Regions from separate parts of the Homo sapiens genome. Here regions 2, 3, 4 and 5 are each linked to region 1. Evidence: chromatin contacts called from ENCODE Hi-C or POLR2A ChIA-PET data. All regions are on one chromosome and are shown on one strand. The core of a region is the stretch at or near the end of the contact, and the rest is flanking DNA. Distances in the headings are between cores, read along the strand shown. Region 1 holds the start of MEX3C (mex-3 RNA binding family member C). Region 2 has its middle 28 kb from the start of CXXC1. Region 3 holds the start of MAPK4 (mitogen-activated protein kinase 4). Region 4 overlaps MAPK4 (mitogen-activated protein kinase 4). Region 5 has its middle 330 kb from the start of LINC01630.

Region 1 (5,186 bases), core at 800-3,299:
TGCCCCTTTCATAAAGGGGAAATGCTACCATAAAGAACTTAGGACCTTCCCTAAAAATGTCGGATACAGAGGTACCCCAGGCATCCCCTTCCCCCACCTTCACAAATCTACTCCTGGAATCTGAGACACAGGTCCTTTGTCTGAACAATGTGGGAGGAGTCTGTCTGCAGTACTGGTGTGCTGGCAAGTGAAGAGGAGAATTAACTGAAAACTGTATAAACCGATGAAGTTTCTTAATTACCTTAGTGTCCATTTTTTCTTCATCCTGCACACTGAACAGTTTTAAAAGACAGCCAGTGTGTCAGTGTGTCTTTCCGAGAGTTGAAACGTACCGAGAGAAATACAGTTAAGATAGGCGGCAGTGAGTTGGGCTGCTTTTCCAAAGCTAAGTTTCTCAACAGCGGAGGGGCAGGGGATGGCGGTGATACCGACCATTTGAACACCCCTTCCCTCCCCAGTGAGCTCTGTCTACAGGCCTCCATTTCTGTTCTTTTCTCCATCTGAACAAGTTCTTGTAAGGGAGGCTGAACGCTTTTAGAAGACACTCGGCGGCGCAAACTTGCAATCTCGAAGCTTTCCGTACCCAACAGCGAACCCACAACTCCTCGAGCCCGACCTTTTACCACCTCACTGAGGTTTCTGGTGCCACGCCAGCCTGGTGTTCCACGAATACAGCCCAAGTAACGTGAACACCACCGGACTGGGTCGCCCGAGAAACTTCACACTTTTTACCAGGCAAGACGGGCGGAAAAGCGTGGGTTTTCGCAAGGTGACCCATCTTCACATCTGGTCGACCCTCGGCTCCTCCCAGACCCCTTCGCGGTGGACTTGGGGGCCTCGCCGGGTTCGCCTTTTCCGTCCCACGCTCCTTTCTCTCGTCTCCCCACCCACGCCCGGGGCCATGCCCAGCTGGACCTCCCCACCCCTGCACTCACCCTGGCGGCCGACGATCTCGGCGACGTGCTCGGAGCTGGGCACCGGGACGCACTCGGTGGTGTTGACGCTCTTTCTCCGGAGCAGGGCCGCCTGCTCCCCGTTCAGGGCGGCCGCCGCCGCCCCACAACCGCCGGGGCCGTAGGCGTGGGACAGCATCGCCGCCATCATGCCCTGGGCATCGTCCCCTCCGTACAGCACCCCCGCCGCCGCCGCCGCGGCCGCCGCCTCCCGGGCATCGAACCTGGCGGCTGGCAGCAGCACAGACCCCAGGGACCCGCCCGGGATCTGCTGGGTCTGAGAGGCGGTGGCCGCGGGCGGCGACAGCAGCAGCAGCGACGACCGGTCCTCCTCCTCTGCTTCCTCCAGCTCCTCCTCCTCCAGCAGGTCTCCGTCCAGCTCCGCTTCCTCCCCCTCCTCCTCGTCCTCTTCCAGCTCCAGCTCGGCCGCCTCCGGGGCCCCGGGCCGGCCGGGCGGAGCCCGCTCCTCTGGAGACAGCTCCGCCGCCCGCCGGGCCTGGCCCTGCGCCGCCGCTGCCGGGGCCCGAAGCGCCGGGGCGCCGGGCTCCGCCGGGCTGGGGTCGTCGAGGCCTAGCGCGGCCAAGCGCTCCCTCAGCAGGAGCCCGTCCCCCTCGAGCTCCGGGCCGCCCGAGGGCGGCGGCAGAGGCGGCGGTGGCGGCGGCGGCGGCGGGGGCGGCTGCGGCAGGGGGGCCGGGGCCGCCGCCAGGGCCAGGGCCGCGGAGCTGCCGCTGGGCATCGCGGCGGCGCGCTGTCAATGGCGGCGGCGGCGGCCGGGTCAGGCGCGGCAGGCGGCGAGCCCCATGGCGGACAGGGCCAGGGCCCTGCTCAGCTCGCAAACACCTTTCCTCTGGGGAGGCGGCGGGGCTGGGGACCCGGGCCGAGGAGCGCCAGGGCCGCCCGGAGACCGGAGAGGGCGGGGTGGAGGGGCAGGGGAAGGAGGCAGAGGTAGGTAACTAGGTGGGTGGGTGGGGACGGCGGCGGGGCGGGCTGGTGGAGGTGGCAGCGGCTCCCCTCTCAGTGTTTCTTTTGTTTCATGGCCTTAACCAGCCCCCGGCGCGCGCGGCGGCGGCGGCTACGCCCCACGCCGCTCTCCGAATGAAGCCGGCGCGCTCTGATTGGGTGCTTTTAATCTCTGGGAGCCCGCCTTCTCCTCCCGCAGCCTTCCAACTCCTTTCCCCAGCCCCACCCCCCACCCTCCTTCGGGCCCCGCCCCTCCCCTCCCCAGAGCTCTCTGATTGGGTGACCGGGACCAGCCAGTTCCCGAAGCCTACTCCTTCCGTCCTCTCCCCGCCCACCTCCCTCTCATTCCTCCCGGCACGCGCGGAGAGGGACTGTGATTGTTCACTTTACACGTCACTCTTTGTGACGTCCCCGGCGGGGGCGGGAAAAAGGAGGCGGACGAAGGCGCTGCAGCAGAGGCTGAAACTAAGGGCCAAGCGGGGTTTTGGCGCAGGCGCGTGCGGTCGAAGCGCACACCTGGATTTGTTTCCCCCCAACCCTTCATCCCTGTAGCCCATGTGGCTGAGTTCTTTTAGGGAAGGCACTGTGTGAGCGGCCTGGAGCAGAGCTGCAGGCATAGGTTCGAGAGCATTGTTTCCTTGGGTTGAGGAAGAGATCGCCCCCTTCAGAGGAAGGGCCTTAAGAAGAGTCACGGAAGGAGGGGCCACGCAGTATCCTCCTATCCCCTCGCGGGGGCGGTTTCCTGAGCCGCGTGGCTCCCGGGCCTTCCCTCTCGGACTCGGGAATGCTCCTCCCACGCCCCGCTGGCCCGGCTTCTCTGCCGGCAGGATGGTTACATCAGCAGCCTGGAGGTGCTGAAGTTTAGCTCTTCGGGGTTTTTTGTTTTTTTTTTTTAAACGGAGTCCAGCTCTGTCGCCCAGGCTGGAGTGCAGTGGTGCGATCTTGGCTCACTGCAACCTCCGCCTCCCGGGCTCAAGAGCTTCCCCTTGCAGTGGCTCACGCCTGTAATGCCAGCACTTTGAGAGGCTCAGGCGGGCGGATCACGAGGTCAGGTCAGGAGTTCGAGACCAGCCTGATCAACATGGTGAAACCCCGTCTCTACTAAAAATACAGAAATTAGCCGGGCATGGTGGCGCACGCCTGTAATCCCAACTACTCGGGAGGCGGAGGCAGGAGAATCGCTTGAACCCGGGAGGTGGAGGTTGCAGTGAGCCAAGATCATGCCACTGCACTCCAGCCTGGGCGACAGAGCGAAACTGCGTCTCAAAAAAAAAAAAAAAAAAAAAAGAGTTTCTCCTGTCTCAGCCTCCCGAGTAGCTGGGATTACAGGCACGTGCCACCACGCCCAGCTAACTTTTGTATTTTTAGTAGAGACGGGGTTTCACCATGTTGGCCAGGCTGGTCTCGAACTCCTGACCTCAAGTGATACGCCCGCCTCGCCCTCCCAAAGTGCTGGCATTACAGGCGTGAGCCACCTCGCCCAGCTCTTTGGTGCTTTTTAAGAAAATGAATCCCCGTTTCCTCCTCCCTAGACACTCTTCCCACAGTATTGCTCAGGTGATCTCACGCAGTGGCTATCTTTTCTAGAGGTTATTATTTCTGTTTTTGTTGAGACAAGAGTCTCACTCTGTCGCCTAGGCTGGAGTGCAGTGACATGATCACAGCTCACTGCTGCCTTGACCTCCTAGGCTCAAGTGATCATCCCGCCTCAGCCTCCCCAGTGCATCACCACGCCCGGCGCGCATCACCACACGTGGCTAATTTTGTTTATCTTTTGTAGAGACTGGGTTCTTACCCTGTTGCCCAGGCTGGTCTCAAACTCCTGGGCTCAAGCGATCCTTCCACCTGGGCCTCTCAAAGTGCTGGGATCACAGGCGTGAGCCACCGCGCCTGGCCTCTAGGGGGTATTTTTAAATGGCTTGTTAAAAATTATGCTTCTTAACTTTCCTCTGTCTTAGGCTGTGACTAGCCCGTCTATCCCTTTAGTACTAAGTCCTGCCAGGTTAATCTTAGCCAGCAGCTTGGTCCTATACCTACAGATACAATGTAACAATGTAATTTTAAAATTTCTAAATGACCCCTTTAAAGCAAGAAGAAACATAGTTTTAATAAATACACTTAGTTCAATATGTCCAAAATAGTATTTCAACATGTAAGCCATATAAAATTACTGATAATGTTTACAGTTCTTTTGCATTAAGCCTTTGAAACCAGGGTGTGTTTTACACTTCCAGAAGTTCTTTTCACACTAACTGCATTTCAAGTACTACTCAGTAAGTACTCTAAATTTCTTGATTTTAAAATTATAACGGGACACTTTCTATATTGGATTAATTTATTATACCTAATTGCCTTAAACTCGTTTCTTAAGAGTCAACTTTAATTGAACATATACTTTTCTAAATTGTCTAGGCTGTTACCAAGACGGAGAAGGCTAAACTGTGACTTGCATTTGCTATTTTGTGCCCATAGGACATTTGCACAGTCCTACCTCACCCCTCTGATCAAAGACCTAGAGACTTTTAGCTAACACTAAACCTTTCCTGTTACTACTCCTAGATTTCCCCAGCCCTCCTAGAACCCTGTGTCTTGCTTCTCTAACAACACAATTGTAGCAGTAAGCTCTGGAGGAGGTGGGTTTATAGAAGAAATCTTGCCCTTACCCATAGTGAAAAGTGATCTTTTCCTTCCCTACCTTCCCAATTACGCACAATTTTCACTGATTTACTACATTGACACCCTTTTCGAGATATGCCTTAAGGACACATTTCATGATATTTTGATAAAAGGTACTAAATCTTTTTTAATGTATCAATGAATAGCTTATACAATTAGACATTTACTTATAGAATATGCAAAATGTTTGCTGTCTGATATTTAAGTTTAAACAATATTATTTGAAGGGAAGAACTTCTAAAAATCAAATCCAATCAAGGGAGAAAGCCAAATAAAATATACAGCAGTCACCCCAGGATATGTTGGTCATTGGAAGGAAATACAAATGAAACTTGAAAGTCCTTCTCTCCACCTCTTTTCATGAATTATCATATAATGCTCACTCCTTAGTCTTCCCAGTTCTCTTCCCAAGAACCCAAAGCAAAAGCTGTAGCAGGAGTGATAGTTCACCGCACATTTTTCTTTTGAGAGGGGGAGATGTAAGAAATAGATTCATGTACATAAGTTTCACAAAGATCCACTTGGCTAGGATTTTTTAAGATGCTAAATGCTTGGCCGGGCTCACGCCTGTAATCCCAGCACTTTGGGAGGCCGAGG
Region 2 (5,186 bases), core at 874-3,373, 880 kb before region 1:
CAGTGATCCTTATACCTTGGCCCACTAACCATCCAAACCCCTTAAAATCCCTAGATCCTAAACTCCTTGAGGAGGTGGATTTGAGGTTTCCTCCAGTCTCCTTGTTTGGCTGCCTTGTGATTAAACCTCTTTCTCTGCTGCAATTCTTTGTGTCTTGGTGTATTTACTTACCACACATTGGACATTTTACCAAGAACTAAAAATAGAACTACCATTTGACCCAGCAGTCCCACTACTGGGCATCTACTCAAAGGAAAAGAAATCATTCTATCAAAAAGACACCTGTACTCCTATGTTTATTGCAGTACTATTCAAAATAGCAAAGTCTATTTATGTTATAATCAGATTTGTATTACAACTGTTTTATATTACAATAGCTTTATATTATAAATATAATTATGTAACCTATATATAGTACTCAGTTACAATTGTTTGTGTGTGTGTAACTATGTCTGTGTTGTAAAAATTATTCTACCAAAATGGGAATGGTAGGTAGAAAGTATATGCAGATAATTTTGTCTAACAATTTTGTCTTTCATTTTTGTCCAACAAATGCACTGTTTACCTTTTGCCACCGTACTCTCTGCCTCAGAGGGCTGACCTTTGTGGACTGTTTCATGAGTAGCCTTTGACTTTTGGCTTACAGCTGGTTTAATCACTGGGGAGGATCACCAGGAGACCTAGAGACTGGGAGGTGAATGAGGGAGGGTGGTTGCTGTCCTGGGAAGTGAATGAGGGAGGGTGCTTACTGTCCCAGATCTTTCCCTGTCGATTCTCTATGGGTTACCAAGTACCCTAGCAAATTTCACAGCTCCTCTCAGATGGCCCTCTCCCATACAGCTGTTCTCAATAGGTTTCCATAAACATTGCCTTCCAGGCTAGATGTAGTAATAGTTCCCTGGTGTTGCAAACTGTAGGGAACCTACTATTGCTTATTGCTTTCCCTAAATACTATCTGCACATTTTGCTGGAATTCTGACTGAGATATGTACTCCTTTTTCTTCAAATAGATTAACTCATGCTTTCAAGTCTTATAAATCTCTTATTACTAAATATTGGAGAAATTTCCTACCATAAAGCTCCTACATTGATTCACCTATATTGTTTAAATAAGAGGCCAATGCTCTAATTTCCAATTACCTCTGAGCCTCTCTGGCATCCAGCTCACATTATAGGTAGTCAGAATTTAAGATATCTTTCATTCATTGTTTGGGTTGGACATTTCATCTTCCCATAAGTAGAAACATTTCAACAAAAATGTGAAGTGTTGTGATATTTGCATCCTAACTTCAAATGGTTGAGAACAAAATTTTCAAAGAAAATGAGAATACAAAAATAAAAAAGTGATTAATCCATACATAGATAGAGATAAACAAATGAGGAAAATATTAGTTGGTAAATCTTGGTGTTCTATGTAGTAGCAGTATTCCATTTTTCTGCAAGTTTGAAGTCTTTCAAGTAAAATATTGAGCAGAAATATTGCTGTGAAGAAATTTTTGACTAGCCTGATTTTTCTATTGTGCATGATATTTTTTCTTTCTTGCTTTAAAGCTTGCACAAATATCTTTTTATTCTTGAAGTTCATTATGTCAATTAAATTGTGTTTCTGTGTTAAGAATCTTACGTTAAAATTTCTCAGAGCATGGCATTTTTTTTCCAGATGGTGGACAAGTGTGGTGCAGCTGTGTATTTACCTAATCTTTTTTCAAAGTCAGAATTATTAAAGATCTAGAATGAACAGAAAAGATTCAAATTAAGAGTGACTATTTGAGAGTCATTAAAAGTCTGTGAAACGAGGGGATGTCTGGGAGTGCAGCTGGGCGGCAGCATCATGACGTCACAGATGAAACACAAGCACTGGAGCCAGGGAAACTGACTCCTCCATTCAAATTCTGACTTTACCATTTGTCAGATGTGGAACCTTGGTCTGATAATGCAACATTTCTGAACCTCAGTTTCCCCATCTGTAATATGGGGTGAATCTCTGTCTTATAAGATTGATGACAGAATTAGAGACAAGGAATGTAGACACTTAGTCTGCAATAAGTAGACTTATTCAGTGGAGCTCAGTAAGTAATTGGTCATTATTTTTCGTACATTAAGGGCTAGGTTACTGAAACCTTACAAATGCTTTCAGAAATTGGCAGGAGGAAACCACACATGTGTACTCAAGCAAGGACACCACACGGAGATACTGTGTTAAGCAGTTAGGCAAGAATAGAGTCAACTAATCATAGCAAGCCTTCTCTCCTCCCCCTATATTACCTGAATGGAAGGAACACTAGAGAAACACAAATTTTTGCTGCAGCATTGCCTTTTCACACTTAGGTATATGTCATTATTCTAGAAGAACATGTACCAACAACATTTGCTTGTTCATTTAAGGCAGTTTTTGCTGCACCTTGTGAAATATCTGTTCCCACAGGTGGCTTTATTTCTTCACAAGTTTATTCGTTTCACTGTTGTAGTCTCAATATTAAAATTGTGTGGTACATTGAAATTGTCAAAAGACAGAAGTTAAGTTCCCTGCCTCATTGGTATGAGCCCATTTAATAAGTTTCCTGCAGAGTTTCTGAGATAATTGCCTTCTTTCTCTTTAGCTGGGTCTGATTATATAACAAGAATAGATCCTATAATGAGAGACTTTATGCAAACATTAGACATCATAATTCCTTTCAAGCAATTAATTACCCTCAAGATTAAGTAAATTGATGCAACACTTGATAAATGTTTCAATTAATTAATTAATTTGAAAATACTTTTATATACAAACCTGAGTACAGCCTTGTTTTTAGTGATGTGAAAGATATTTTCATGAAGGCAGAGGAAAAGAGTACTCAGAAAAAGAGTACTAGCAGGCCGGGTGTGGTGGCTCATGCCTGTAATCCCAGCACTTTGGGAGGACGAGGTGGGCAGATCACCTGAGGTCAGGAGTTCAAGACCAGCCTGGCCAACATGGTGAAACCCCATCTCTACTAAAAATAGAAAAAACTACTGAGTGTGATGGCGGGTGCCTGTAATCCCAGCTACTCAGGAGGCTGAGGCAGGAGAATCACTTGAACCTGGGAGGTGGATACTGTAGTGAGCCAAGATCGCACCACTCCACTCCAGCCGGGGCAACAGAATGAGACTCTGTCTCAAAAAAAAAAAAAAAAAAAAAGCTGTATGTATCAAAACAGTGTGGTAATGGCATCAGGCTGGACATATAGATTAATGGAATAAATTGAGAGTCCAGAAATAAACCCATACATCTACGGTCAATTGATTTTTGACAACAGTGCTAAAATCACTGGAAATCTGAAGTTTCATCTGGGAAGACAAATTGCTGGGCATGACTCCTATGGCTTAGGCCTGAATCACCTAGTTGCTTCTCCACTTATGTCTGGTCCCTGTGCTATAATGACCAGTAAAGTGTGTGCTTTAATGACACAGTAAAGTGTGTGCTGTCAATGACAAGAGTTACATATGGCCTCTCAATGTAGATTGGACTTCATCACAGCATAGTGACTTTGGAGTAGTCATAGTTTTATATGGCGGCTTAGGGCTACTGTGTGTATGTGTGAGCAAGTCAAAAGCTGTATAGCCTCTTATGAGCTAGCATTGGAAGTCACATAGCATCACTTCTACTATACTCAGTGGTCAAAGCAGTCAGAAACTCACGAACATTCAAGGTGAAGAGAAACAGACCAACCTCTTGATGGGAAGGGATTCAAAGAGTTTGAGGCCATTTTTTAAAACTACCAGAATGAAATTTTCAGCCATCACTTTGCAAGCAGAAAGAAATAGAAATTATCCACTTAAAACGTTAAGAATTCTGAGATTTCTGAAGGCAAGGAAAAGGAAAAATATCTATTGTACAAAAAGGACATATTACAGAATGAAATTGCCATGCTAAGAGTGGAACTGAACAAAATAAAAGAATCAAGATCATAAGATCTCAGAAGGGCCAGGTGAAAAAATTATGAAAATTATAAATCAAGATCAGAGAAAATATATTGAGGATATTAACATTTTAACATAAAAGAATTTTGATATTCAAAAGATAATAAAACTGGGCAAAGAAATATTAGCCAAAACAATATTCAGTATAATGGACTACTTTATGCAGTAATACCTGAGAAAGCAGCATTGAACTCAAATTAATAAATGAAAAACAAAGCAAAGAGAAATTGAATATTACGGTTGGATATGTTTTTTTGTTTGTTTGTTTTTTGTTCTTTTGTTGTTGTTTTTGAGACAGAGTCTCGCTCTGTTGTCCAGGCTGGAGTGCAGTGGTGTGATCTCGGCTCACTGCAACCTCTGCCCCTCGGGTTCAAGCGATTCTCCTGCCTCAGTCTCCCGAGTAGTTGGGATTACAGGCACCCGCCACCAAGCCGGTTGGGATATGTTATAATTTATTTGGCCCTGCCAAGTCTCATGTTGAAATTTTATCCCCAGTGTTGGAGATGGGGCCTGGTGAAAGGTACTTGGATGCTGGGGACAGATCCCTTAATGTCTTGGTGCCTTTCTTGCAGGAGTGAGTGAGTTCTCACTTTTAGTTCACATGAGAACTGGTTGTAGAGAAGAGCCTGGTACCTCCTCCTCTCTCTCTCAATTCCTTTCCCACCATGTGATCTGCACACACCAGCTCCCCTTCCTCTTCCACCATGAGTGGAAGCAGCCTGAATTCCTTGCCAGAAGCAGATGCTGGTGCCATGCTTCTTGTACAGGCTGCAGAACTGTGAGCCAAATAAACCTCCTTCCTATGTAAATTACTGAACCTCAGGTATTCCTTGATAGCAACATAAACAGAGTAAGACATTGAATCATCAGGTTCCAATATTTTCATTCGTCTGAACTAAAATATAACCATGATGTGCCTTCTCAATAATGTTGAAAACTAAATGTTAAAGTAGTAACCTACACAATGAGCTTTATCGCACTAAAGTTACCCTCTGAACCAAAAGATATTGGTTAGACCTCCTATCACAGAATGTAAAAAGAAGGAAAGTGAATACATGTGACAACATGAACGCACAAAATGAATATATTATACGATAAAAAACCTTAAAGAAATGATCACTGAAACTACAAAGTAAAAATATATTGTTTTCAAACAATGGGGTAATATGCACAAAAAGATTATGAAATAGAAAAACACAATGACTAATATAAAAGATAAATTGTGTAAGTATGCACAACAAATC
Region 3 (5,186 bases), core at 1,409-3,908, 640 kb before region 1:
GAGAGAAAGAGGTAGATAAATAGAGACAAGGAGAAAAAACGTCAGTCCTCTCCCAAGAAAGAAGCAACCCAAGAGGAAGAAGGGCACCTGGCTGCTCAGGGTATCCCCTCATCTAGAAGCCATGGTATAGTGGGTTCCTCAAACATGGCCAGTGCTTACCCCCGGAAGAGAGGCCACATGCAAAGTCATTGGCCCCGATGCCAACTCCTCCTGGGAACAGAAAGGGTGGGGTCAGGAATCTGTTTAATCACCTAAGTTGCTTCCCTCCTCTACCTAGATCTGAGTCAAAAACAGGTGCCATGGGAGACAAATTTAGCCAGCACAATATTTTTGAAAAGTATACCGAAATACCCTAAGCAAGGCAGACAGGGCACTTTTTTGCTCTGTGCAGCACCCCTTGCCCCCATATCCTCCAGGGCTACTGTAGATGTGGGCACCCCTGGCCTAGCTACCGAGTTACAGCTTCTGGTGTCTAGTCACAGGCAGTAAGGAAATGCTGGCTCATTTTTTTTTCCTCCCAGAAAAAAAGTCTTCAAACAGAATGACCTGGTGAACTTCCCAACTCCAGAATTCTGTGCAGTTATTTTCTAGTGACTGACACCGACTTCAGCCAGCTGTTTCTTTAGAAGTCTTCCCTATGGAGTAAAAATAAGAAATAACTTGTTTCCTGATAGCAGCAAGGAGAACAGAACACCACTTTACCTGACAGTGGAGAGCCCCAGACAGATACTCGCTTCCTGTTCATTCCCCTGCCATCGTACGGTAATGGGCACTGATATTAAACATGCATATTTCACAGTCTCTTGTCCCGCGATTTGGAGGATGGCCATTCACTATGTATGAACCACTCACTCATGCTCATCACACAGAGAAAATTACATTTTCCCAGTTGCCAAATGGAAGAGATAAATTATCTCACGTGGACAAGCACATTGCTCTCAAGAGCAGCTTCCAGACCTAAGATAAACAGATTAAAAAAAAAAAACAAAAACACGCTGGAGGGGGACTCTGAGCTTTCCAGGTGTTGATGGGGGTCAGTCTCTTCATTCGGACTCGCCAGATCCTCACTTTGCAGTTAGTGGGCTTAAAGTGGCGGGACATTTGCCCTTCTGTTTCTTTTGGATTAAATGAGCAGCCTTGGGGCCTCTTATTCTTCCTTCATAGAAGAGATGTTATAAAAATGAATAAATCAACACAAAACATTTCATATTTATGCCTACTTGCTGAATTGATACTACTTGTAATGAAAATCAAGGAAGCAAAATGTTAAAATGTTCTCTTTGGGGAAGACACATTGGAATGTCTTACCACAGATATACACACACTCGCTTGTTACACACTCCTTCCTTATCCCTAACTATTCTCTGAGGTTAATGAAGGTCCTGATAACTGCAGTCTCTAACTTAGCATATCATCCTAAACCTACTACCTGCACACATAGGAGTCGCAGCGCAACTATGTACTAATGGCAGCCAACACTCATTACCCTTCATACCACCATCACTGTGCAAACCCTTAGTGCATTTTCCAATATGATCCCACAATCCTTCATTTTTATGTTTTGCCCACGCTAAAATTCGACAGCGAATTCTTGCAACAATTATTAAGCGTCTGGAATTGTATTAGGGTCTGGGGGTAGAGGTGGGGGACGAAGCGGGAATAACTGCAGTACACAGCAGACCCTATGAAAGTGCCAAAACGCAGGTCTCACTCGGAAGGCTTTGGGAGTTGGGAGAGGAGAAGGCTCATGGGCAGCTAAAGCCACCAGTGACCTCATTATGCAATATTTAGGTTATCAGACTTTTCTATGCCTAGAAAAGCAGCGCCTCAACCATTCCAACGGGACGCACCGCGTTCAGTGACGACCCTCATCGGTGCCCACAGCTCTGGGCTCGCTGAAGGCACCACAGAAGCACCAGTTATTACCAGTGTTAGGGTCCAGTGGCTTCTTCTGTCCCTTTCCTCTGGATCCCAAAGTGTTGGTTCTCTTTTGTTAGTTTTATTCCGGTCATGCCAATGAGCACAGATTCACAGCCCAGGCGGCCCGCTCGGAATCCCAGGCCGGCTGGGGACCGGTGCACTTGGGCTCCGCGCCCCCTCGACCCTCGGCCCAGTGCCCCTTCCCGCGCGCGCGGGTCTCCCCGGTTCCAGAGCCCACCGGTCCCCGCCGGCTCCTTCTCCCCACCCACCCTCCCACCGGGCCCCCGGCGGCTGCAGCCGCGCGGGGCTGGCGGGGCGGCGACCGGGCTCAGGCAGATCCCCGCTTCCCGCCTTCTCGGCGCCCCCTCCCTCCCGGACGGAGCCCGAGGATCCCCCACCCACGGCGGGCGTGAGGAAGGGCTTCTGAGTGACTGGAGCTCTACCGCGTGTGCCCCGGGAAGGCCAGGCTACCCGGGACGGGGCTCGGCTCCCCAGGTGAGCTCGTCTCCGCGGGACTGGGTCCGGGAAGGCCCCAGGACCGCGCGGCTGAGCGGCCTGGAGGCTGCGGGAGGGCAGAGCAGGGCGCGCGGGAGACTGCCGCCCCCGGGCGCCCAGGGCCCGGCTCCCCAGCGCCACCGCCGCAGCAGGTGGGGGCCCAGTGGGCGGGGGCGGGGCCCGGCTCTGGGCGGAGCCGAGGCGGCGGCGGCGCAGGCTGGGGCCGGGGCCGGGGCGGGAGCCGGAGCCCGAGCTGGAGCAGCGAGCCGGGCTGTCGGGGCGACCGCGGGAGCTCGCCGTGCGCCGTGGCTGGGACCGGCCTGGCCGAGCGCGCCGGCGCCGCGGCCGCAGACAAAGGGCGGCTCGCGCCCGGGCCGCCACGCTCTCGGGCTCTGCCTCGGTAAGTGGCTCCCCTCCGCTGGCTTTCTCCTCCCGCCGCCTGCGCCTCTCGGAGTTCGGCGGGCTCCGGAGAAGCGGGGAAGAGATGAGACTTCCCCGCCCGCACTGCCTCCCCACCTTACCCTAACAATAAGCCCCCCAGGCCAAGCCACTGCCAAACTAGCGAGTTTCCGAGCGGCGGGGGTCTCCCGCGGGACCCGCCCGGCTGCCCTGGGTGAGCTCCTCGCCTGCAGACCGCGCGCCGGTGCTGTCCTGGACCCGTTTGGGATGGGAGGTTGCCGCTGGGCTCCTCGCGTTGTGTTTAGGGGAGGAGGACGCAGGGGCCGGGCGCCGCTAGGGGACCCCACCCCCGGGGACAGTCCGGAGCGCTTGGGGTCGCCGAGGGGCAGTTCACACTGCGAGTTCAGATTCGGATCGCAGTCCCGATTATCCTCCCCTCCAGCCTCTCCCTTTCTCGTTGAAGGGTTAATACAGCGTCCTCTCCCCTCGCCACCCGACAGAGGCGCCTACACTGGCGGTAGGTAGCCCCTGGGAGAGGGGGAGTGGGGGGACCCCGCCGCTTTCGCCGCTGGGCGACCCAGAGCCCCAGCCTGCCGGAGAGGGCAGCGGCTCGGGTTTGACATCCCAGCTGGGTCCCGGGCCGGCTCCCTGAGCCTCCTCCCGGGTTGCTCTCTATCAGGAAAGCAATCGGAAGTCAGGCCGGCTTTTGCTTTTGTTCTGCCAGCTACTCTACGGAATCGTAGGTGAAGCCGGGGTGGGCGGATGCCCCGGGAGGGGGCTGTGGCGGGAGTTCCAGGTGCGTCCCCGAAATGACCATTGGAGGCGGCGGCTGTTTCCCGCCCCTGGGTGGGGAATGGATTCCGATCGCTAATCGATACCCTGGAGCCAGCAGTGGGTCAGCAGCGTCCCGACAGAGCGCAGCGGCCGCGTACTGTCACGCGCCTCTCCAGCACTCTCGAAAGCACTACCTCGAGACGTGCATTTCCATTCATGGATCTGTGCCTGGGGGTTGATTAATGTCACCCCTGCCTGGGTTGAGGAGTGTCCACAACTGCTCAGTAGCCATTTACTGGGAGGTTACTGTGTGCAAGGCAGCTATCTTAAATAACCTTAATGTAAAATATACTTATTGAGCACCTACTATGTGAAAAGCAGGTATACTGCAGACTTTTCAATTGAATGGATATGTATTGAGCACCTACCCCGTGCGAAGGTGAAGCGTCATGACGTTCTCAATGTAACAGATATTTATTGAGTACCTACTATGTTCAAGATAGCTATGCTATGACCTTATTGTAATATGTATTTACTGAGCACCTACTAAATACTAAAGGCTTTTTTGCTGAAGGGTTGCCCAGTGTACTTTTGGGGTACGGATAGAAACAAGGGAGAGAAAATATAATATCTTCTGAACCTCGAGTCTTCAACTCCTTTAGTGACCTGCGTTTTAACCTTTCCAAACCGCTTGTGTGGTGTATGAAGGGCTAGTCTTCTACACTTGAGGGTACACTTCTATGCTTGAGGGTTTGTCAGACAGGAGCAGGGCTGAATAGTAAAAAGGCTTGCTCTGGAACCTCTTTCCAATTCAGTTTCCTTGCATTAGAAAAGTCAGCCTCTTTGCATAAAGCACCATGGAGTTATCACAGGGAATCAAAGGGCAATAAGGCAAAGCCCTAATGCTCAAAGGGACAGAGAATCCATGCTGGAGACAGACAAAAAGACACCTCCCTTTTAATGCTACTGTCATACCGTGCTTAAACAGCTATTGTGGGAATACTCAGTGCTTTAAACTAAATAACAAAGCAACCTTGGATCATCTGATCCAGAAGTTCTAGACAACTGACCTAACTCCTAGAATTCTGCTTTTGAGCAGTGAGGGATTAATTGTAATTTTTCTTCATGTCAGAAATTAATTGCATGTATTTTTCAATTACTAAAAAAAAGCAAACAAATAGAAATTAGTGATTTGTATTAATCCAGAACCTAATCTGCTTTAACTCAATTACTCCAGATGCGTGAATCTCCTGTTGGGTTGGTTGCAAGTTGACTCAAATTCGTTGTTTCACTTTTGCTGCAGGTTAAAAGTCTGCCTCTTACAAACCCTGGCTATATCACCCTCTTGTTTCTAACTAAACAAGATTTTCTCAAATAAACTTCATTCTGCATTTTGGCCAATAAAAAAAAAAAAAAAAAAGACACCTCCTAAACAAGGAAGGAACCAATAGGGGAAGGGAGAGGGAAGCATGAAGACAGGGCCAGCTGAACCTTCCAGCCCCTCACTCCAAACTGATACCAGTGATGTTGGGGTGAGAGAGTCTAAGTCCCATCATTGCCCATGGCTGGGGCCCTAGGACTGGAATTAAATAGTTTTC
Region 4 (5,186 bases), core at 1,154-3,653, 540 kb before region 1:
CCATGCCTATGTGTCAGCTGGATAAAGAGCTGATGCACCTGGGTAAGAGGCAGGCTGGGCTGGGTGGAAGGAAGTCAAGAACTCTATGAAATTTAAAGGGACTGAATCTAGGATTTAAATCAGATAAGACTTGTGAAATTCTCATGTCTGGTTGGTATCCCTCGGTGGGTAGAAAGAAGTCAGTATTAGAAATTTGAATTTGTAAACTATGGTCTGGAGTATGGAGCTTCTGAGAATGCATTTGCACTGCTCAGATATTAATATTGATGCAGTAGGTTAGGAATTAGGTGCTGAGAATAGAGCGATGCACATGATGAGTTCCTGCCCTCACTGCACTTCCAGTCAAACATCAAACACAGCAGTTAAAACTGAAACAGAGAGAAAAGTGACATAAAAGGGCTAAGAGGGGGACACAGCCTGAACAGATAAGCTAGTCTGGGAAGGGAAAGGAGACATCAGGGAAGGCTTCCTGGAGGAAGGGACATTTAAACTTAGACCTAAAGGATGAATAAGAATTAGTGGCTGGGTATGGATTACACCTGTAATCCCAGTACCTTGGGAGGTTGAGGCAGGAAGATTGCTTGAGCCCAGGAGTTCGAGACCAGCCTGGGTAACATGATGAAACCTATGTCTACAAAAGTTTTAAAAAAGAAAAACCTAGCTGGACACAGTGGCATGCACCTGTAGTCCTGGCTACTCAGGAGGCTAAGGCAGGAGGATCTCTTAAGCCCACGAGTTTGAGGCTGCACTGAGCTATGATCGAGCCACTGCACACCAGCCTGGGTGACAGAGCAAGACCTTAGTCTCAAAAAATAAAAAAAAAAAAGAACCAGGCGAAGAGAAGGTGGGCAGTTTCCCTAACAAAAGGAACAGGTTTTCCTGACAAAAGGAACAGCAAGTGTGAAGGCCCAGAGGTAAGGGAAATGTGACATTATCTATAAGCTGAAAGATACCTTTTATGGCTGGTGAGTAGAGTTCAGCGAGACTGGAGATCAGAGGCTAGAGACAGTGAGAAAGGATGTCAGTTCCCAAGATGAGTTAAGGAAGCAAGGTAAATCCTTCTCCAAGAAACTGGGAAAATTAGAAAAACAGAAGCAAGCACTCAAGGATGCTCAAGAGTGCTCTGTAACAGGAAGCCCCATGGGAGATGACAGAGTTCACTGGTGTTGGAACCACGCCTAGTTTAGAACCCAGGCTCTACCTTCTAGGGTGTGATCTTGAGGAAGTCATTTCAACTCTCTGCAAAATGGAAGGAAGCGGAGGAGAATGGGCACCTGCAGGGCACCTACTGTGCACCACGCACTGTGCTGAGTTGATTAATCTACTGAGAATAGTTCCGCCTACCTCACAGTGTAACTAATGAAACTTCAACTTAAACGTTGTTGAATGTGTATGACTATGCCCAGCACCTAGGAGGCCCTCAATAAAGGCTAGCGCAGTTGGACTGTGTGCCTGGGGAACAAGGCAGGGATTGGTGCCAGAGACAAAGAAAGATCCCGTTAGCAATGGGAGCGTGAGGTCAGAGTCAAGGCCACCGATGCACATGGGCTCCGACTGAGTGCCAGCTCCAGATGCTTGGCAGAGGCTCTCAGGAGTGCTGTTTTAGAAGGACTTTGATTCTCCTGGCTCATCAGGAGAGAGTCATGACTGATTATCAATGTCTGCCATAGGCACAAAATGGAGTGAAGTAGTATATACGGCACACATCTGCCATTGCTGGTCGAAAGCAAGATAATACGGACTCCTGTGGCTACAAGCCAAGGATCTTTGAGCATCCCTGCCATGGGCTAACCCTGCAGGTAGAAAGTAAGTGGTCCCATTTATGGGTCCCAAAATTCGGCAGGAAAACTCAGGTCTGAACACTGAGCTGCCAGAGGACTTTCTGCATTCCCATGATGGCTTATTAAATGTGGGCTCACAGAGTTATCTCCCAATTCAGGGAAGGCACAGTGGCCTGCAGGCACCATTCAATAAGTACTGAAGCCAGTGTGGGAGAATTAAAGATGCAGGCTCTGCCTCTCCTCTGAGAAGCTCAGATCCGGCTGGGATCACTTCCCTTCAGAACACAGCCCAAACAAAGCAAGCCCCAAATAGGGCCTCACCTTATTTAGCCACTGAAGTCATAATTGCACTGATTTAGATTTTGAAAGAGGCCACCATCTTCTGCTATCTCAGATCTCCTTCCTTTAAAAAGAGAAGTTTCCCCTTGAATCTACAAGGGTCAAAGGTTGCAGGAGTCGTTTAAAATCAGAAGGATTTACACACCTGCTACACATGCCCCCTGGCACACTTGTGGACCAGAAGCTGGACTCAGCCTTCAGCCTGGGCAGGGGCCTTTGTGCAGCTGGTGCTATGCCCGTGGCCACCGGCTCCCAGACTTCCCACGCAGGGACCCAGATGCTCCCCTTCCCCAGCTTTGCTGATGTGGTGCTGGAGTTCCGACGAGGCAGCCGGAATTTCTCTCCGTGCTATTTTAGTATCGCTGAGAGGCATGGGAAGGCTTTGTTCTCCCTGGCTGGTTACGTAATTTTCAAAAGGAAAACAGAGCAAAGCCTGAACGCTCCTGGAGTTTGCTCTTTGGGGAGGAGGGAACTCCCCACCCAGCATCTGATGTTCCTTCTGCAAACTTCTCTTCCCTCCCTCAATTCTTTCCTCTAACCACCCCACCTCAGGGAGGTGAAGATAACAGGGTCCCCTCCTGTTTCTTTCTCAGCAGTGTCCCCACAGGCGTGTTCTTTAGAAAACCGTATTGAGGGAAACACAACCCAGGGTGGGTGGCATCACTGCCTCCCAGGGACCTTAAGATGTTTGCAGTCACCACAGGCTCACACGTCCCAGGGGGAGAAGGCTCACCTGAGGCCCATCATGGGCAGCAGAGCCTGTCAGTGGTTCCTCTGCTTGAGATGTATTTATTTTAGACTAAGCTGGGCTTTTGGCTCGGGTCGGTTGGTGTCCTGCTGGCTGGTGTTTGTGAAGGGTCATCCCAGGTCCTGGGCTGGGAGTGGTGCTGGGCATGAGAGAGGAACAGGCATAGGGACTGTAGCCCAAGGTTGGCATCATGGGCGGCACCATTAGGAGCAGCCATCTGCCCATATATCAGGGTTTCTGCAAAGGAAAATGAGTTCCTGAGCATGCACAGGTCACTCCACACGAACCACTGCAGCCTGCACTCCTCTGGGGTGGAGGGAGCAGCGCTTAATTTCAAAAGCCGGAAAGCCAGGGAGAGTTGTTTCTCCTAATTCCTGGGGGTCCCCCTGCCGCCGCTGAGAGTGAGACCCGGCTGAGTCTCAATGGTAAAGATCAGCAGTTACACAGCAGTTCTTAACTCGGTGAGGAAACACCTCTGGTCATTATGCTTTTGGGGGCCTGTGTGGCCTCCTCCCTTGAACCCCTGCTTTTAGCCCCTACTCACTCTGGAGGGATTTAAAAAACTTTCTTTTCTGGGCCTCAGGGATGCTTTTTAAATTTATCTTTCCATGTGGGTTGTACTGTGTCATAACCAAAATCTTACTGCAAACATGGAGCCATTCCTGTGTCCACTGATATTTATTTATTGAATCCCTCTCTATATGCCAGACACTGCCCTGGACCCTGGGTTACATCAGTGAAAACAGACAGGTAAGGTTCCCCTCCTCCCCAGAATTCTATCTGACTCTGGAATCTAATGAGATCCATGCCAGGTGAGACCCAGGACCCCAGACTCAAGGAGGGCTTTTCAAGGCCTCTTCTCTATTTTAGAAAGTCAAGAACTGCAGATCTCCAAGTCCTTCCTCTCCATTAGTTAGCTATCGCTGTATAACAAATGTCCCAACATTTATTGGCTTAAAAACAACATTTATTACCACGCAGCTCCTGAGAGTCAAGAATCTGGGCATGGTTTAGTTGGTGCCTCTGACTCGAGGTGTCCTGGGATGTCCATCAAGCTGTTGGCGGGGCTGTAGTCCACTCAGGGCTCAACTCAGGGAAGGGTTGCTTCCAAGCTCACTCACACGGTGGCCAGCAGGTCCATTTCTGAGAACTCACAGGGATCCCCCCATAGGGCTGCCTCAAGAAGGAGCAGCAGCTTCCCCAAAAGCGAACAGGAGAGAGTGATTACCTCAGATGGAAGCTACAGGCTCTTTATAACATGATCTCAGAAGTGGCATCCCATTCTTTTTGCCAAATTCTATTCTTTAGAAATGAGTCAGTGAGTCCAGCACCCACTTAAGGGGAGGGGATGACACAAGGCCTGAAAACCAGGATCACTGGGGCATCTGGGAAGCTGCCTTCCACATCCTCCAAGAGCCTCTCTGACTGATGGGACTCACCCTGCTTCCTGCTACGCTTATAGTAGGAATCACACAGTTGGCCCCTGAATGTTCCTGCATTGTTTCCATAATTATTGTTGTAGTTCCACTCCCCCAATATGAATATAAGCTTCTTGAGGTCAGAAGCCATGTGTCCTACCTCTTCTCACTTTCCATTTAGACCAACCGTGTGCTGAGCAAGTTACTGTCAGATCATCTCAGCCTCAAGTAAAAAAAAATGTAAAAGTCCAAAGCAAAAATGTCTTAAACAGCAGTAGGGCTTAACAGTCTCTCTTGGCAAGAAAGCTGGAGGTGGGTAGTTGCAGGCGTGGCTCAGCTCCTCAGCGATGCCAGCAAGGTCCCACACTCCTCTGCCACCTCCCCACGTGGCCTCAAGACAGCTGCTGCAGCACCAACACCACTTCCTCTACAACCGCATCCACAAACAGGAAGTAGGATTTCTTCTTGCTTGGGAAGGAAACCTTTTCCCTTAGGACTCCCCAGCAGGCTTTCCCTTAGGCTTGTTGACCAGAACAGGATCATATGACCACCCCTAAAGCAATCACTGCCAAGAGGGAATTGTATTACCACAGTTGGTTTAGATTCATGGTCCTCAACAGGGATGGGTTTGGGAGATGACATCACCTCCTGGGACTCCGGGAAATGTGAGTCTGACCCAGGGACCAGGGAGCGCTATTGGCATTTAGTGGGTTGGGATCAGAGTTGTTAAACTTCCAGCAATAGTATATGGTACAATCCCATAAAACAGAGAGAACTGCAGAAGCTGAGGCCGGAGTCATTGTGTAATCACCTGAGTGAGCTTGGAAGCCGATCTTCCTCCCTATTTGAGCCTTGAGATGACTGCAGCCCTGGCCAACAGCTTGACCTTGAGTCCGAGGC
Region 5 (5,186 bases), core at 1,833-4,332, 530 kb after region 1:
CATGGTATCCAAATGTTCCTCAAATTATCAGAAAGCAACGAGGAAGTAGTAAGGTCAGATATTGGTTGTATTTCAGGCCTCAGTTCCAATCTGAGATTACTTGCAGGGATGGAGTTCTCAAACAAGTTAGGCTATTTGTGTACTTCAAGGATTAGGAAGTCTGTACATTTTCTTTAAGAAAAAGAAAATTTTTCACTTAAGAAAAAATCTCTTATTGAGACACATCTTCAATTTCTTCCTATTTGAGAATAAAATTCAGTTTTTCTGCTTTCAGTAGCCACTTGGAACCTCATAGGGTACAATGCATATATCAGCCTAGACATATAGAATCCAAAATATGTGTGTGTGTGTGTGCGTGCACGTGCGCGGATATGCACATATTTGTTATTTGTTGGAAAGGGCCCTTGAAATCTGCTATAAGCCTTATAGACTTAAACCCTACAATTATTACAATCTAGGGAATTCTATTGTTCTATAGTCTTTGTCTGAGTGCTCGTGGATGTGGCTGTTGGCTGAGTTTGAGCCCTGCTTGTTCAGAACCTTCTGAAACACCTGATGGGCACCATTCATTAGCCACTCCTAAAGTAGTGAACTAGAGATGGGCTGGTGTTCCTGGTCCAGCCTCTTCCTGCCCTGCCTTCTTTCTCAGTAAGCCTGTATTGCAAAGGTCAGGGAAGGGAAACACTGTAATCCACTTGATTGATATCCATTTGACTGTCTGCTACAATATTCGTGGGATCATTGGTAACAAAGGTCATTTTGCAACCAGATTTGAGTTTCTATTTCCTCTCCTTCATATCTTCCTCCTCATCCCTTTCTTTTGGGAAAAAAATAACCATTTATATTTGCAACAGCCCAACAAATTCCAAATGCTGGCAAAGATGGCGCTGGCCGTGTTTAGTCTTGTCAACATCTCTTTCCTGAGGCTTCTTTCTCCCTTCTTGATGTTCATTCTCACTTAAAATGAAGTCTATTAAATACCCTGGACAAATTTAGAGATTCACTACTTTATGCACTGGAAGAATAACAGTGAGAGATATGGCCCTGCTCTTTAGTTGCTAAAATGCTAATATCTGAGTATAGTTGAAAAATAGGAATAAAGATAGAGTTTTTAACTTTTCATTCTAAAATGAGATCAAAGCTAGGTAGAACAGTGGAGACTTCGGGTGGCTCCTTACCCTTCATTGTTCTATCGCAGTCTCACCTGAGTCTTCATTTAAACATTTAGTTTCCCTGTCCCTTTCCCTGAAGATTTTGGGATAAAGATCAACAATCTGTCTTTTTCTAAACCAGTGCTCCTACATGATTCTCAGGGTCTTTCAAATTCAAGAGACACTGGCCTAAAGGAGCTAAGTCTGAGTCTTAGCTCCTTTAGTAAAAGGATCTTAGAGATCATCACTTCCCCTCATTTTTCAGATCCATAATCTGGGGTACAGGGAGTGTCTGGGCCCTGCTAAAGTCATCCTACTCACTGATCGAGAAACTGTCTTGAGAACCTGGGTTTCCAAACTCCTGGCAAGGTATAGGGTGCTTTTTCTGCCACACCACCTGAAGATCGCCAAGATGGATGCATATACCTGGCGCCTTCGTGGAGATCAGAGGAGGACCAACAGCAACACATTAATCTGAGAGAACGTGCCTTTCCAGTAATATCCAACCGGTAGCTCATGTGATCACCCGGCACCTCAACAGTGTGCCATCCACCTCAGAGGGCTGGAGAGATGGCACCAACTAATCCTTCATGCCTGTTCCCAGAAAGAGATGGTGCTGGCCATGTTCAGTCTTGTCAAAATCTCTTTCCTGAGGCTTCTTTCTCCTCTCTTTATGTTTGCATCTGGGGAGTTAATCAAATAGATTGTGAATATTGGGAAAATATTGTATTTGATTTTACGTTCTGTATACAGCCAATGATAGGTCCTCAGAATATGGGGAAAATGATACAAAATTAGCTTTTTCTACTCTTTTGACTCAACTGAATTTTACTATGTGCTCTTTAAATCCAATATCTGTAAATTATTGCTGGGATATCTGGTATCTTTAATGAAGTCCATTTATTTTAAGGACATGTATAAAAATAAGGGAAAAAATCATTTACTGAGAGTATAAAAATCTGTTTAGGTGTTTTGAATATATTATATGTATTATATACTTGGTAGAATTATAAAGTAATAGGACTTTTTTTTTAAATGAACCCAAGTTTTCATCCCCTTCAAAGAAGTATTCCTGGAAATTAACCTGTGAGTCATATTAAAAAACCAAAAGAAAAACCTGCTTCATTTTTTATCCCAAACTCTATAATCTTAAATGATCATTCATACCACTACTCAAATTCCAGGTGACTTTTGAAAGGGGTTCCAAGAATCAAATTTGCCTGTGAACATACAGGTTTAAAATATTTAAATGCATGTGTTTCAGTTGTTGGGGAAATATAATTCTGCCAACACAAGACCCTTCTGAAACATAGAGAAGAGGGAGAAACCATTTATTACCTGGTGAGCATTATCAGATTTACACACACATCCAGCAGCATGGAAGTGACTATAAAGTCTGGACAGAATCGCACATAAATTTATACAGTAAAGTAGAAAAAAAGACAATTAAAATGTCTCATCTGTTTGACAGACAAATGAATATGCACCTTGTGATTGTCCCTATATGCCTCCCGTGTTAATTTTGGAGGCATGTATTTATAGTTCCAAGGGTCAGAAGGCTTGTGACCTGCTTTGTAAAATCAAAAGTTCTGTGGCCTCTTAGTTTTCAGAGACACTCTAAAGAGGAGAGCGCGAGAAGACATCCACATCCCTTATTAAAGAACGTTTTGTCACTTTACACTTACATGTGCCTTGAAGCCAATTCCCTAAGAAATGTTCCAGCAGTGATCTGAGACACATCTGTATGATTGGAAGCAGGATGTTACCTGCTAGGGTGACTATTTGGAACAAAACCCACTAATTTAGTTATCAAAGTCTCAGTATGTTTACTTAAAAAGTCAGTTCCAGTCCCAGTTTGTATGTGGGCAGAATTGCTAAATGTGAACGTTCATTTAAAAAGTCATTTTGCTGAGTCACTCATTCAGTGAAAACCCAAGGGAGTTAATTACACAGTGGGAGTAGAGGCCGTGAGGGCAGATGACTCGATTTGCTCACAGAAAGGAGATGGAAGTGAGGGCCCAGCTTGAGGAGCTGCCTGGGTAGTATTTTCTGAAAGACTAGCGGGAGTCCAGACACTTCCCAACTTGAAGGAAGTGCTACTCTTTTGTTTTAATGCTGTGACTTTGACTAACAGCTAAGCGGAAGCTGTGAGGTAAAGTGCCAAAGCTACAGGAAACAGGTAGAGGATTTGCCAACAAATAGAAATAATTAACATTTTCTTCTAAACAAGTAGTGATATGGGAGGCAACCTCATTGATGTTATGCTGGTTTGTTTTCCACTTTCTTTGATATACTCAGCTTTTTATTTTATTTTTTATCTTTTGAGACGGAGTCTTGCTCTGTCTCCCTAGGCTGAAGTGCAGTGGTGTAATCTCGTCTCACCGCAACCTCTGCCTCCCAGATTCAAGCAATTCTTCTGCCTCGGCCTCCTGAGTAGCTGGGACTAACAGGCGCCCACCACCATGCCCAACTAATTTTTGTATTTTTAGTAGAGACGGGGTTTCACCATATTGACCAGGCTGGTCTCGAACTCCTGACCTCAAGTGATCCACCAGCCCCGCCCTCCCAAAGTGCTGGGATTACAGGCATGAGCCACCACGCCCAGCCTACTCAGCTTTTTAGAGCAGCTCTATCCCATAAAATTTTCTGCGATGATGCAGATGTTCTGTATCTGTAGCTGTCTATATGTAGCCAGTGGTCACGTGTGACGATTGAGCACTTGAAATGTGGATCATGTGACTGAGAAACTCAAGATTTAATTGTGTTTAATTTTAATTAATATAAATGTAAATAGTTACAAGGGCCCAGCAGCTACCGTATTGGACAATACTTTGGAAAGAACCAAGTACTTCTATAGTTCCTGGAAAGTACTTATACTTTTTTTTATAAATTTTGCTCATTTATTTTTTTCTTCCACAGCCATATTGTTAACTGAAAACACATAAAGTACGAGTGTTACATTTTTTTTCTTTCTTGTTCCAAGTAACTTTTCCCTGTGTCTGCAGCGTTACAGGCCACTAAGGTCAATCTCATCCTCTAGGACAGGACTCAGTGGGAAGCGTGATTGCCTGGTAGTACTAGGCTTTTTCAGACTTGTTGGCACCCACCCTGATCAAGAGCTAGTAGAGCTGACATGTCTTAGCAACTTGGCAGACAGAGAAATCACCACTCACTTGGCTTTGGTCATTTCCCTTGTGTTCTCTATTTCTTTTCTGAGAAGACTCTGGGGAAGTGAGAAATTGCACTGCTCATGCTGTGGGCTCTGGCACAGAATTCTGGCTGTTGGGGCAGCAGATGTGCTGCGGGAGGTATCTTTCAAGGAACTGCATATGGGCCAATGTTGGAGGAGGAGGTATCTTTTTAGATAGGATTCTTTCCCTGCCACACAAATGCTGGCTCTTATCTCTATAATTCCCCTGTGAGATTTAATATCTCTTTCAACACACGACCATGTGTGTTGAATAAAGGTTGAATAAAGGCACAAAGCATAATTGCTTTCATTTCAAATCCTGCTGGCTTTATGTATATTCCTTAAACAAACTAGAAGGACACTCAGGGATGCTGTGACATTATTTCTTCATTTCACTAACACCTGTGCCGGAGACCCAGGGAGGGGAAGTGTCTTTTTGGGGGTCAGGGTTGCATGGCTGGTTCCTATAGAGACTGGATTTAGTCGATAAATTCTTGAAATTGGTTGAATTTGATTATATCGTCTCAATCATTAAAATATGATATATTTGATTTAGGGGTAGTATATTAATAATATTTATCCTAGTCTCCCCAAGAAATTGGGAAAGACCTTTGCTTTAATTTTTTTCAGGGCACCAATCCTGTAGTGAGCTCCTGCATGTACAAGCAATATGCTAGGGCTGTAACCTCTGCCTGGTGTCATTACCTTCATTAACATCAGAGTCTTGATAATAAAAACCCCAGGGCTAGGACTTCTGGCCCAATGTTGGGAAATAAATTCAGCAGCTATGACTTTAGTGACCCAGAGAGTCCACCCAGTCAAAGGTGACTGGTTATATTCAATGA

What was found. Hi-C counts contacts between places; a loop is a spot of excess contacts on that map. ChIA-PET counts read pairs that join two places held with the same protein, here RNA polymerase II (POLR2A). Pooled maps may share reads with other maps.
Region 2: a loop to region 1 is called in a pooled map, with 9 times the contacts of the local background. The contact joins the enhancer-like site here to the promoter of MEX3C in region 1. A Hi-C loop is called at or near these places in 1 of 168 maps with a recorded cell type or tissue (naive thymus-derived CD4-positive, alpha-beta T cell), 4 of 37 single-sample maps with no recorded cell type and 10 of 50 pooled maps.
Region 3: a pooled map shows a loop between it and region 1 (4-fold over the local background). The contact joins the promoter of MAPK4 here to the promoter of MEX3C in region 1. A Hi-C loop is called at or near these places in 6 of 50 pooled maps. POLR2A ChIA-PET finds 5 or more read pairs at or near these places in 2 of 52 experiments (H1 and WTC11).
Region 4: a map of ascending aorta shows a loop between it and region 1 (6-fold over the local background). The contact joins the enhancer-like site here to the promoter of MEX3C in region 1. A Hi-C loop is called at or near these places in 1 of 168 maps with a recorded cell type or tissue (ascending aorta) and 6 of 50 pooled maps. POLR2A ChIA-PET finds 5 or more read pairs at or near these places in 1 of 52 experiments (Caco-2).
Region 5: a loop to region 1 is called in a map of GM12878, with 2.5 times the contacts of the local background. The contact joins the enhancer-like site here to the promoter of MEX3C in region 1. A Hi-C loop is called at or near these places in 1 of 168 maps with a recorded cell type or tissue (GM12878), 14 of 37 single-sample maps with no recorded cell type and 5 of 50 pooled maps.

The regions. Positions count from the first base shown.
Region 1 is chr18:51,195,632-51,200,817 of GRCh38, forward strand. MEX3C (mex-3 RNA binding family member C) reads right to left here and starts at 2,050. Exons shown (of 2, transcript NM_016626.5): 1 at 936-2,050. The coding sequence starts at 1,689. RefSeq lists enhancers at 54-675, 304-353, 2,474-2,563 and silencers at 1,014-1,063, 1,084-1,133, 1,394-1,473, 1,614-1,723, 1,744-2,273.
Region 2 is chr18:50,313,453-50,318,638 of GRCh38, forward strand. No RefSeq gene overlaps it. Among named protein-coding and RNA genes, the nearest start is that of CXXC1, 28 kb to the left of the region's middle. Within about 2 kb of position 2,124, at least 3 of the 41 ENCODE cell types and tissues checked have a DNase peak (open chromatin) inside an H3K27ac peak, as active enhancers do.
Region 3 is chr18:50,557,429-50,562,614 of GRCh38, forward strand. It overlaps MAPK4 (mitogen-activated protein kinase 4), which reads left to right and starts at 2,659. Exons shown (of 6, transcript NM_002747.4): 1 at 2,659-2,815.
Region 4 is chr18:50,652,383-50,657,568 of GRCh38, forward strand. All of the region lies in intron 1 of MAPK4 (mitogen-activated protein kinase 4), which reads left to right. Among named protein-coding and RNA genes, the nearest start is that of MAPK4, 95 kb to the left of the region's middle. Within about 2 kb of position 2,404, at least 11 of the 41 ENCODE cell types and tissues checked have a DNase peak (open chromatin) inside an H3K27ac peak, as active enhancers do; they include ascending aorta, where a contact is called at or near this core.
Region 5 is chr18:51,722,434-51,727,619 of GRCh38, forward strand. No RefSeq gene overlaps it. Among named protein-coding and RNA genes, the nearest start is that of LINC01630, 330 kb to the left of the region's middle. Within about 2 kb of position 3,083, at least 2 of the 41 ENCODE cell types and tissues checked have a DNase peak (open chromatin) inside an H3K27ac peak, as active enhancers do; they include GM12878, where a contact is called at or near this core.